Linked DNA regions of Homo sapiens: region 1 is linked to region 2. The links are chromatin loops, found by intact Hi-C in ENCODE. Cell type or tissue: dorsolateral prefrontal cortex. All regions are shown on one strand. Links, peaks and the distances in the headings refer to the core of each region. The heading gives the core; the rest is flanking DNA. Region 1 overlaps NTF3 (neurotrophin 3). Region 2 has its middle 27 kb from the start of KCNA6-AS1.

The links. Peaks named below come from ENCODE experiments on the same cell type or tissue, not always from the same donor. Only the 100,000 strongest peaks of a DNase experiment are listed, where the experiment ranks them.
Region 1: it touches region 2 in a loop (2.8-fold over the local background); 9 of 110 quality-filtered maps call a loop at or near these places.

What each region holds. Positions count from the first base shown.
Region 1 is chr12:5,439,963-5,444,354 of GRCh38, reverse strand. The region is part of intron 1 of NTF3 (neurotrophin 3); the gene reads right to left. Among named protein-coding and RNA genes, the nearest start is that of NTF3, 10 kb to the right of the region's middle. In dorsolateral prefrontal cortex, for the core only: a CTCF peak has its summit at 1,773 (motif pointing right); no DNase peak of the experiment used is centred there; H3K27me3 peaks cover 3,815 bases.
Region 2 is chr12:4,855,598-4,859,989 of GRCh38, reverse strand. No RefSeq gene overlaps it. Among named protein-coding and RNA genes, the nearest start is that of KCNA6-AS1, 27 kb to the right of the region's middle. RefSeq lists enhancers at 1,973-2,267, 1,796-2,439, 4,295-4,344, 4,355-4,392. In dorsolateral prefrontal cortex, for the core only: CTCF peaks have their summits at 1,896, 2,098 (motif pointing left) and 4,156; DNase peaks (open chromatin) are centred at 292, 1,389 and 2,089; H3K4me3 peaks cover 1,434 bases; H3K27ac peaks cover 1,376 bases.

The DNA of each region.
Region 1 (4,392 bases), core at 116-4,115, 580 kb before region 2:
TCTCCCTTTTATCTCTGCCCCAGCCCCTGCTCACGCTCTCTTTCTGTGGACAACAGTCACAGACATCAGCATACCACAGGAAAACACATAATCGACAATTGGAACATTTCTCCTATTCCTCAACATATTTTTTTGTCTTTGTCCAAAAGCTGACCGTCTCTAATGGTTCTATCCTTGACTGTGCCTCTGTCGAGCAGTCCCCAAAAGAATTAAGGAGACTTGCTGTAGACAGACAGTAACTTTATACAGCTGCCCCAAAAGAAGATGTAAACATGGAAGAGGGAACGGGAAGATGTATTCTTGATTCAGACAAGAGCCAAAAAGTAAAAGGGAAATGTCAGAGGATTACAGTGACGAGCTGAGGTCTCTCAACCTGTAACCCAATCCAAATTCAACTTGATTTCCTAGACATGCTAATAGACCACAGTCTAAAATATCTTTCTCTCTTGTACTCTCTCTCGCCTCTCCTCTCTCCCTTTCTTTTTTTTTCTCTCTCTCTCATGCACACACACACATCAAAAGGCAAGAATATGCAATAAACACCCTGGAGGTTTCCTTGGTGGTGGTTTAAATGCTAAGAAAGACAGAGAAAAAGAGACAAGGAGTAAAAGAGCTATAGAAAACAATCTTTTCCTCATTTTAATCCACAGCTACCAAAAGTCTCAAATACTCAAAGAAAACCTCCATAAAAACAATCATGGAATGAATTCTAATGTGAAGGAATCTTAGATTTGAGCTATGAACAATGCTAGAATACTAATACAATTTCTTTTGGGGTAGCTATCTTGGACGCAAAGCACCATGCACATATATTTTTGGAAGGAAAGTCCAGGAAAGCTCTGGAGAGGAGTGGCATGCAGAGGTTGCATGGAACATTTCCCCCCTTTGTATTTTAACAGCACCCAAAACTCCCCTGGGGAAATTCTCTCTCTCCTGCTGCATGTGGGGTCATCAGCACAGGGCCCTGCATCCAGGTATCCTTCCTGCATGGGATCCAATTGACTCTATTGCTCTTGACAAGCTGGAAACCAGGAAACCACCTCCCACTGCATCCAAGAGTGGTACATGATGCAGGGTCGGGGATGGGGGGGCCCTTACATGACAAGAAGACCAACAGCCTTGCTTTGAGGATGCGGAACCCAAGGCCCTGGGTCACAGGGCAGGACTGCCAGAAGCTGGACTAGACCTCAGGCCCTCCAGGTTCCTGAGTTTCCAGTTCATAGCCTGTCCCACAACATCGCGCAGCTCTTAGAAGCCTCTTCCTAAACACTGGGATTGCTAAAAGGAGACCCATATTGGTCTTTCCCAAATCCCCCAGCCTATAAGGGCTCCTCCTTCCTCCAAACTCCCAAAACCTCTGTAGTCCCTACCACCCAGATGCCTCTTACCAAATATCTACTGCCACATCCTGTAGTCTGCTTCTCTGCAAATCTACACTGTATTCGCAAGTAGACTGCAAGGCTGTTGAAGGTAAGGCCTTGCTTTGTATCTCTTGGTATCCCACACGGCACCTCGCACAGCGGCTAGCAAGACTCAGTGGCAGCAGAGTGGCCCCTTACAATAATACTTTGTAAACAGATACGGAAACCATCTGACAGATGTGCTATGTTTTTTGAAGGCTCCCTTCTAAATTCTAAAAAAATTACTAAATAGGACTCCACGTCTGTTTCTCCTGGTGTCCGGATCTATTAAAAACAGGATGAGAAAAAATAAATGCCTCCTTGAGCAGGAGGGACTCAGGACAGAAGTGGACAGTAGATGGCAGTCTGTTCCTGTGTCAGAAGTGGTCACAGAGACAATACATGCTGTATAATTAGAAAGGAAGTAGAAGCACAGCTTAGGGGCCTGAGGTGGACTCACCCCCACCATGCCACGAGCAGGGATACTTCTGAGAAGTACCCTGGTGAGCATGCACACCTACACCTCCCCAAGCCCCAACACCTGTACAACATGCGTGTTCCCCCGACTCTCCCCACAAGGACCAAGGGCTCCCATCACAATGGTCTCTGAGCATCCATCACCCTAGCCCTGGGAATTCAGGGACAAGAAAACCACTGTCATGTGGAAGCGGAGACCATTCCTGGACCCTCCAGCTTGCTCCTGAACCAAGAGGATTCTCAATCATGGTTTGTACTAAAAAACAACACCTGAAGTGGGAACCCTGTATTCCATCTTCCTTGCTTCCCTTGTTCTCCCTGGAGCACTATGATTGTAACCTGACTGCCTCCTTCACCAGTTTCCAGACCCCAAGGCCAGCAGCACTACATTCATCTCTGCATCTTCCCCAACATTTAGCACGTGACCACCAACAGACTGCTTAATGAATAATCTGTACACGTGTGTTTTGAGTTGCTTTCCGAGTGTCTAACGAGGAGTTATCCTAATGCGTATGCAATGACACCCGATTCCCTGTGACCAAGAGCCCCAATTTGCAGGAGAACTAAGCAGGCTAAGATGTGGGGAAGAAAGGTCTCTAAAAGGGAGTAAGAACAGCCTTTTCTGGCCACCAAGCGCTGAGCATTCATGACCTTAGCCTTGGGACAGGCCAAAAGGGGGATAAAGGTAACACTGTTTTGAAGCCCTGGCAAGGTGCACTGCCTCTCTGAGCCAAGTTCCTGGCACTGTCAAATCGCTGCTGCACATTCTGAGCTCACAATGGCTGGTCACGCATTCATTCACTCAACACATTCCTGTGGCTGTCGCTATTCAAGGTGGGGGACACAAAAATGAAAACAACAGATCCCTTTCTCTGTGAAGTCACATTCTAGGAATGCAAATTAAACACAGGCTGCTAAGTGGCATCAGGAGGCTGGGAAGGGAGCCTTAGGCTCTCTGGGGAAATGCAGGGAGGCTTCCCAGGTTAAGCAAATATCCCAGGTTAAGCAATGATTTTAATATCATTGATGATGATGGAGGGGTAAGCATTTGAAGCACAATATTTGTACAGAATATATCCTCCAATGCTATCTCCGATTCAAGAATAAACGTATCACTTGTACAGAACATTTCCCTCTATATTTAGGCCATTTGAGGTATCCCCTTCTCCATCCACGCATTTGTCCAGATTTTTCTACTAGCTCCCAATTCTCACAATTTAATTAATGATAAGTCAAGAAAGACCTTAGAGATAATCAAAGTCAGTAGCTCTTAATAGATGAGGAAGTGAGACCTAGTGTGGTTCGAGGACTTCCCAAAATTGTAATTAGCCTCTGTTGGAGTTAGAGGCGGGGTCTGATCTCTCTGCAGAGTTTGGGATCTCTCTGATTTAGCTTATTGAATTCAGCTACCCACAGACAACTTTAATCCCACATAAACCTCTCGCATACTCCCAACTTCCAATCCAAGATCCGCCACGAATCTGGCAAGCTTGTTTCTTCAGTGCTTCATAAACATGCACTCATCCGTATGTTCAATGACTTATCTGGCATCACATAACTTAATTTCCTCCTCCACCCCCTCCAAATCACTCTATGTAAGTCCTCTAGGCCAGCAGGGTTACCTGAAAATCCCAGGCATGGGCCACAGTGTGGGGCCGAGGGAGCAGCGGAGTCATGGAAGATGTGATCTGTCACACTGGTAGGGTCCTTGTGACCCTCTAGTGAGTCCAACTCCTCCCTTTTCCAGGAAAAGAGGCCCACGGAGGGAAAGTGATTTGCTTAAAGTCACACAGCTAGTCTGGGCTCTCTGCAGGGAGACTGTGGCAAGCTATTTAAGGTAGCCAGGTGGGTGTTAGGAGGACTGGGCTTCTTCCCCACCATGGGACACACCTGTTGGGAAAGCAGGTGATTTCTAGAGCTGTGTCTTCCTCTTGAACCCAGTGGAAGTACCTTATGAACCATTAGAAGCAGGTCCTCTAGATGTGGGATGAAACTAATCTCAGATTGAGAACTTGAAACAAACTCCCTGAGGGATCACTTAGAGCCAGAGAAGGATATTTTTAAATGCTGGGGTCTTAGATCTAGAAACAGAGGGAAGGGGGAAGTAAATTGCAAGAACCTGGCTATCAGTTTTTAAAAGGCTATATACTCCATATGAAGAAAAAAATTATCACCCTACACATGAAAGGTTATTTTAAGCAAAGTAAATACATAATTTTTGAGTACCTATGGTCTAATAGGCATTAGGTTAGTGTTCAACATTTATTTGTACATGCAAATATGTTTAAGCAACAGAACAAAGTCACCTGTCCTTAACTGTCTTGATGATGTATATGTGGTAGTGATGGTGAGGAAATCAGTGGAGGAAGAAGGAATGAGCCTTTAGTCACAATCTTCAAACAGGGCAACATCCACCCCAAGAACCTGTTTGGCTTCTCTATTTCTGGTACTGCCCAGAGAATGGTGTGCAGTGGCAAATCCTCAGCTGGAGGGCTCTACAGCTGCTCTGCTCTGC
Region 2 (4,392 bases), core at 238-4,237:
AAAAAAAAAAAAAGTCCCTGTCTAAAAATAGCTCTCAGCATCTAGGGGAGAAAAAAAGAAACTGCAGCAAAATTCAACTGGAGCAGTGACTTTCCTGTCTCTGATGTTCCGGGTCAGCTCCAGCACTGGAGAAGGCTGCGAGGGAGACAGGGGAGGAGAGGGTCCTTCAAGGACAGAGGAAGGATCAGAATCTCAATCTGCAGCAAACACCTCTCTCCATTCCCTGACTTGTGGTCATTGGGCCCTGCCTGGTCCAAGCAGCCAGGCAGTGCTCAAGACAGCAGCACGGAGCAGCAGATCCCTGGGTTGGCAATAGGAGCCTTGAAGAGTGGCCGCAGGGATCCAGGGATGGAGAGGCCTCCCAGGCATGGGTGCACCGCCCTGCAGAGGCCCTAAGGATGTGTACTCAGTGGAAGCTGGAGTCAGGACCAGATCTGATGCTGAAAGTACCTGTGAGCCAAATAGCTCGGAATGACTAAGGGGTGAGGGAGATGCTCTCTCTTGAAGAGCCACTGCTTCTGCATTCAACAAAGGTGAAAAGGAACCCTTTTGGGAACTGTCACTCAGAAAAGTCAGAACTCCTATCCAGGACTTGAGTGCAGGAGAAGGGGAGCCCCATGGACTTCTTTGTGTAAGATCCTTTCTGTGGCTGGCAGTGAGAGAATAGCATAGAGACATGATTTTACCTGCTAAAAATGTTTTAAGGAATATGAAAAGGATGCATACATACACACACACACACACACACACACACACACACACACACACACACACGCTTTTCAATTATGAGAGACAGGGTCTGCTTATTTTGCTCATGCCAGAAAACTATCACAGTAAGCTGGAGAAAAGTCAGGCTGCAGCTTAAGAAGGAAGACTCCTGGTCCCTCTGTTTAGCTGTGATGGGGGCTCCCTCCGAACAGTGAGTTGCATGTGTTGGTCACAGGGACAAGTGAATGTTAGTAAGCTAATGAGATCATTTTTTGGAACTATACGCCAAGTCCTCAAACTAAATGTTTATAGCTAATGTTTTGTTATGATAATTTGCCATTGAGGTGTACACCCTCATGCCCACAAACACACACGTTATGGAAATTTGTTCCTCGAATTAATACCTATGCAGCCCACCATGGATTCTGCACGTCCCAACATCACCTGGGCTCATATCTTATCTCCGAAACCATTAGAAGGCCACTGTCATGCCGAGAAAGGGAACAGAGTGGTTTTTAGGGACTGAAATGCAAGTCCCTGCGGGATCACTTGTTAGAGATTAAGCTGTTTCCAAAGCTGTGGTCCTGGGAAAGAGGCTTAATGAGGGAGAAAGAGGCAGGGACGCCACGGACCGGTTAGGCGGCACGTTCCTGCTCAGCAGGCACTGTGGCTGTTATGCTGCCCTCTGTGGCGGTCAGAATATGCGTGTCCCCAGAAGACAGCAGCTGACAGGGCATGCGGCAGCACTCACAAGAGGTCATGACCCATACTTGTTTGCAAGTTCAAGGCAGGTAAAATAACCTCTCAGTCATTTTTGTCTTCTTAGCCCCAAAACCTGCTTTCCTGTCTTTTTCTCCCTTAGGAATTACTCTGCCTCCCCCACCCCAAGGGACCTCATCCTGACCTATGCCACAACATTCAGGGTTGACAGCCACCTGCAAGCTGGCCAGTCCAAACCCCAGGCATGCCTCCCCTTCTCTCCACGACGCTCCTGGGCAGGGAACATCTGGGTCCCGCCAGCCCAGCCCTCCCTTGCTGGCATTTTGCCCAGCTCCTTTCCCTCTCTCCTGAGCTTACTCTATCTGCAAAGCCAGGAGAGCGACCTGTGTTTCTTCTCATACTACAGGTCACCCGCGGCATAAACGGCTTAATGTGGATGTACTTTAAGGAAAGGGAGGAAAACCAAACAACTTAGAAAATCAACCATCCCCCCTCCCTGCCAAGCCTTGGTTCTCGACGGTGTCTGTGCACATCAAGATTGCAGCGATGTGCGGGGGCCTCGGGCACGCAGTGTTGCAGTATTTTCTGAAAGGCTTTGCTCGCTCTCTTCAGTACTTTTCCTCTTCTCACAGCCTGGAGCCTGCAGAGAAATAGCCCTGGTTCCCCCTAGTGGCAGAAGCTCATAGCGCCGACCTGGGACACTTCCCACGATCGTGGTAATTAGCCAGTAGTTTAGTTACAACCACACTCTCATTAACTAACAGCGGGAGAAGAGACTGTCCCTGTTTCCTTGGAGACCTAGCAGCGCGTGCTTCTATTGCATTGACTGTTCCTGTAAGCTCAAAAGCCCCCAGGTTGTTATCGCATAGTGTTTACTGCATTGGATGGAGACCAAGACCTGGTAACACTGTGTTCCCCGCCGGTGCTTCTCAAAGTGTGGTCCTTGACCTATGCATCAGCATCACCTGGGAGCTGGATAGAAATGCAAATTCTCAGGCCTCTTACGCCTACTGAGTCCATAACTCGGGGGTTCAGAGCCCAGGAATCTGCATTTTGACAAGTTCTCCAGCTGATTCTGATCCACAATGAAGAATGAGGACTGACCTAGACAAAGCATGCCCTGGTATTTTGTTCCTATTAATAACCAGAAACAGCTGGGCACAGTGGCTCACACCTGTTATCCCAGCACTTTGGGAGGCCGAGGCAGGCAGATCACCTGAGGTCAAGAGTTTGAGACCAGCCTGACCAACATGGAGAAACCCCATCTCTACTAAAAATATAAAATTAGCCGGGCGTGGTGGCACATGCCTGTAATCCCAGCTACTCAGGAGGCTGGAGATTCGCTTGAACCCGGGAGGCGGAGGTTGCAGTGAGCCAAGATCACGCCATTGCACTCCAGCCTGGGCGACAAGAGGGAAACTGAAAAAAAAAAAAAAAACAGAGACTTTTCCCATTAAAGAGCTAAACAAAAGGAAGTGGAAAGATACTTCTTCCTTGTTCCAAGCAATATGTACCCAATATGATTCCAATCAATAACATTTATGTATTGACTGGAATGAGAAATGCCTTCTCCCAGGTTTGTCTCTAAGGAGATTCCCCTACTCCCCCCATCGTCATCCACTTCGTCATCTAAACCCGCCTTGGAATGGAGTCACTGAAGCATCTCCAAGAGATGAAGCAGTACTTGGAAATTAAAAGCAGTGAGGACTCTGTCACCAGCAGGCGAGGTGGCCTCACAGAGCCCCCTGAGCTGGCACCGGCTGGCACAAGGTAAGCAGGACCAAAAAAGAAACCAGACACCAGGCAAGTGACTGTTGACACAGGAAATGTAAGCCTTAGCCCTGTGCTTGCACTTTTCCAGCCTAGTGCTGTGAAATGCATAAATTACTGTCAACATTGTTGAGCTCAGAAGGGCTCAGCATCACTTTGATGAGTTGACTGGTTCTAAGAGGCCAATCTCATTTTATTTTAACCAGTATTTTTTTTTTAAATGCTTGCTTATGTGGGAGATGGGGGCCGCTTTTAATATGCTTCAGACTGCGGAAAGTAGCAAGTTGGTGACAAATGACCCATAACACAGGAGGAAAAACTGAACGTACCACTGTCTATTGCAGGAGGAAACCTGGAGATCACCTAAATCAACTTCCCGCTTGCCAGAGGGGGAAACCAAGGCCCTGAGTGGAAGACTGACACCAGAGGAAAAAGGGTTGCATACAAGGTCACCTTCCATGTCTCCCCTCCTCACTCCGGGTCCAGTGATCAGGTAGGCGTTCAAAATAATTCAGCCTGATTCTTAGCCTGGTGAGATTCAAGAAAATCTGTAAGCAAGTGGTATTTAATTTGACTTGGAAAATCATTTTTCCAAAGGACACCTGATCCCTTTGCTGTGTTATATCCTGGTCCCTACAGATAATATCCCTCCACAGAGCACACTGAGCCAAAGTTCCCAGGGCGTCCAGCCTCTGCGTGGAGTTTCCAGGAACACTTCCTGCTGCTTCCTCTACGACCTCTTCCTGGAAGTTGCAGGCACCCATAAGCAAGGACTCTCTAAGATGTCCACTTGCTTTCACAGGCCAGGAGATCGGGAGCCTTTGAGGCCTCAGCTCCCCTACATCTACTTGGAATCCCCGAGCAGCCACCTTTACTTCTGCACCCAATACCTCCGGCGGAGTGGGGCAGAAGGGCAGGTGATTGCCCCTTAACTGGTCATCCAGCCACATCTGGACGGCTGGCCGCACCTCTGTCAAAGGGGAAGAGAATCCGGCAGCCCCTTAGGAAGGCAGTGCTGACTCCTAGCCCTGAGTAGGTTCACACCGCAGGCTGGGTTGGTCCTTCCCTGTGAGCTCTTCCAACAGGCATGGCTTACCCCAGGGCAGCACTGAGCGTCTAGGGAGAAATATTAAATACAAGTGGTGATGTCTCCCTCTAGTGGAGAGTAGTCAGAATGCGAATGTGGCTCTGAAT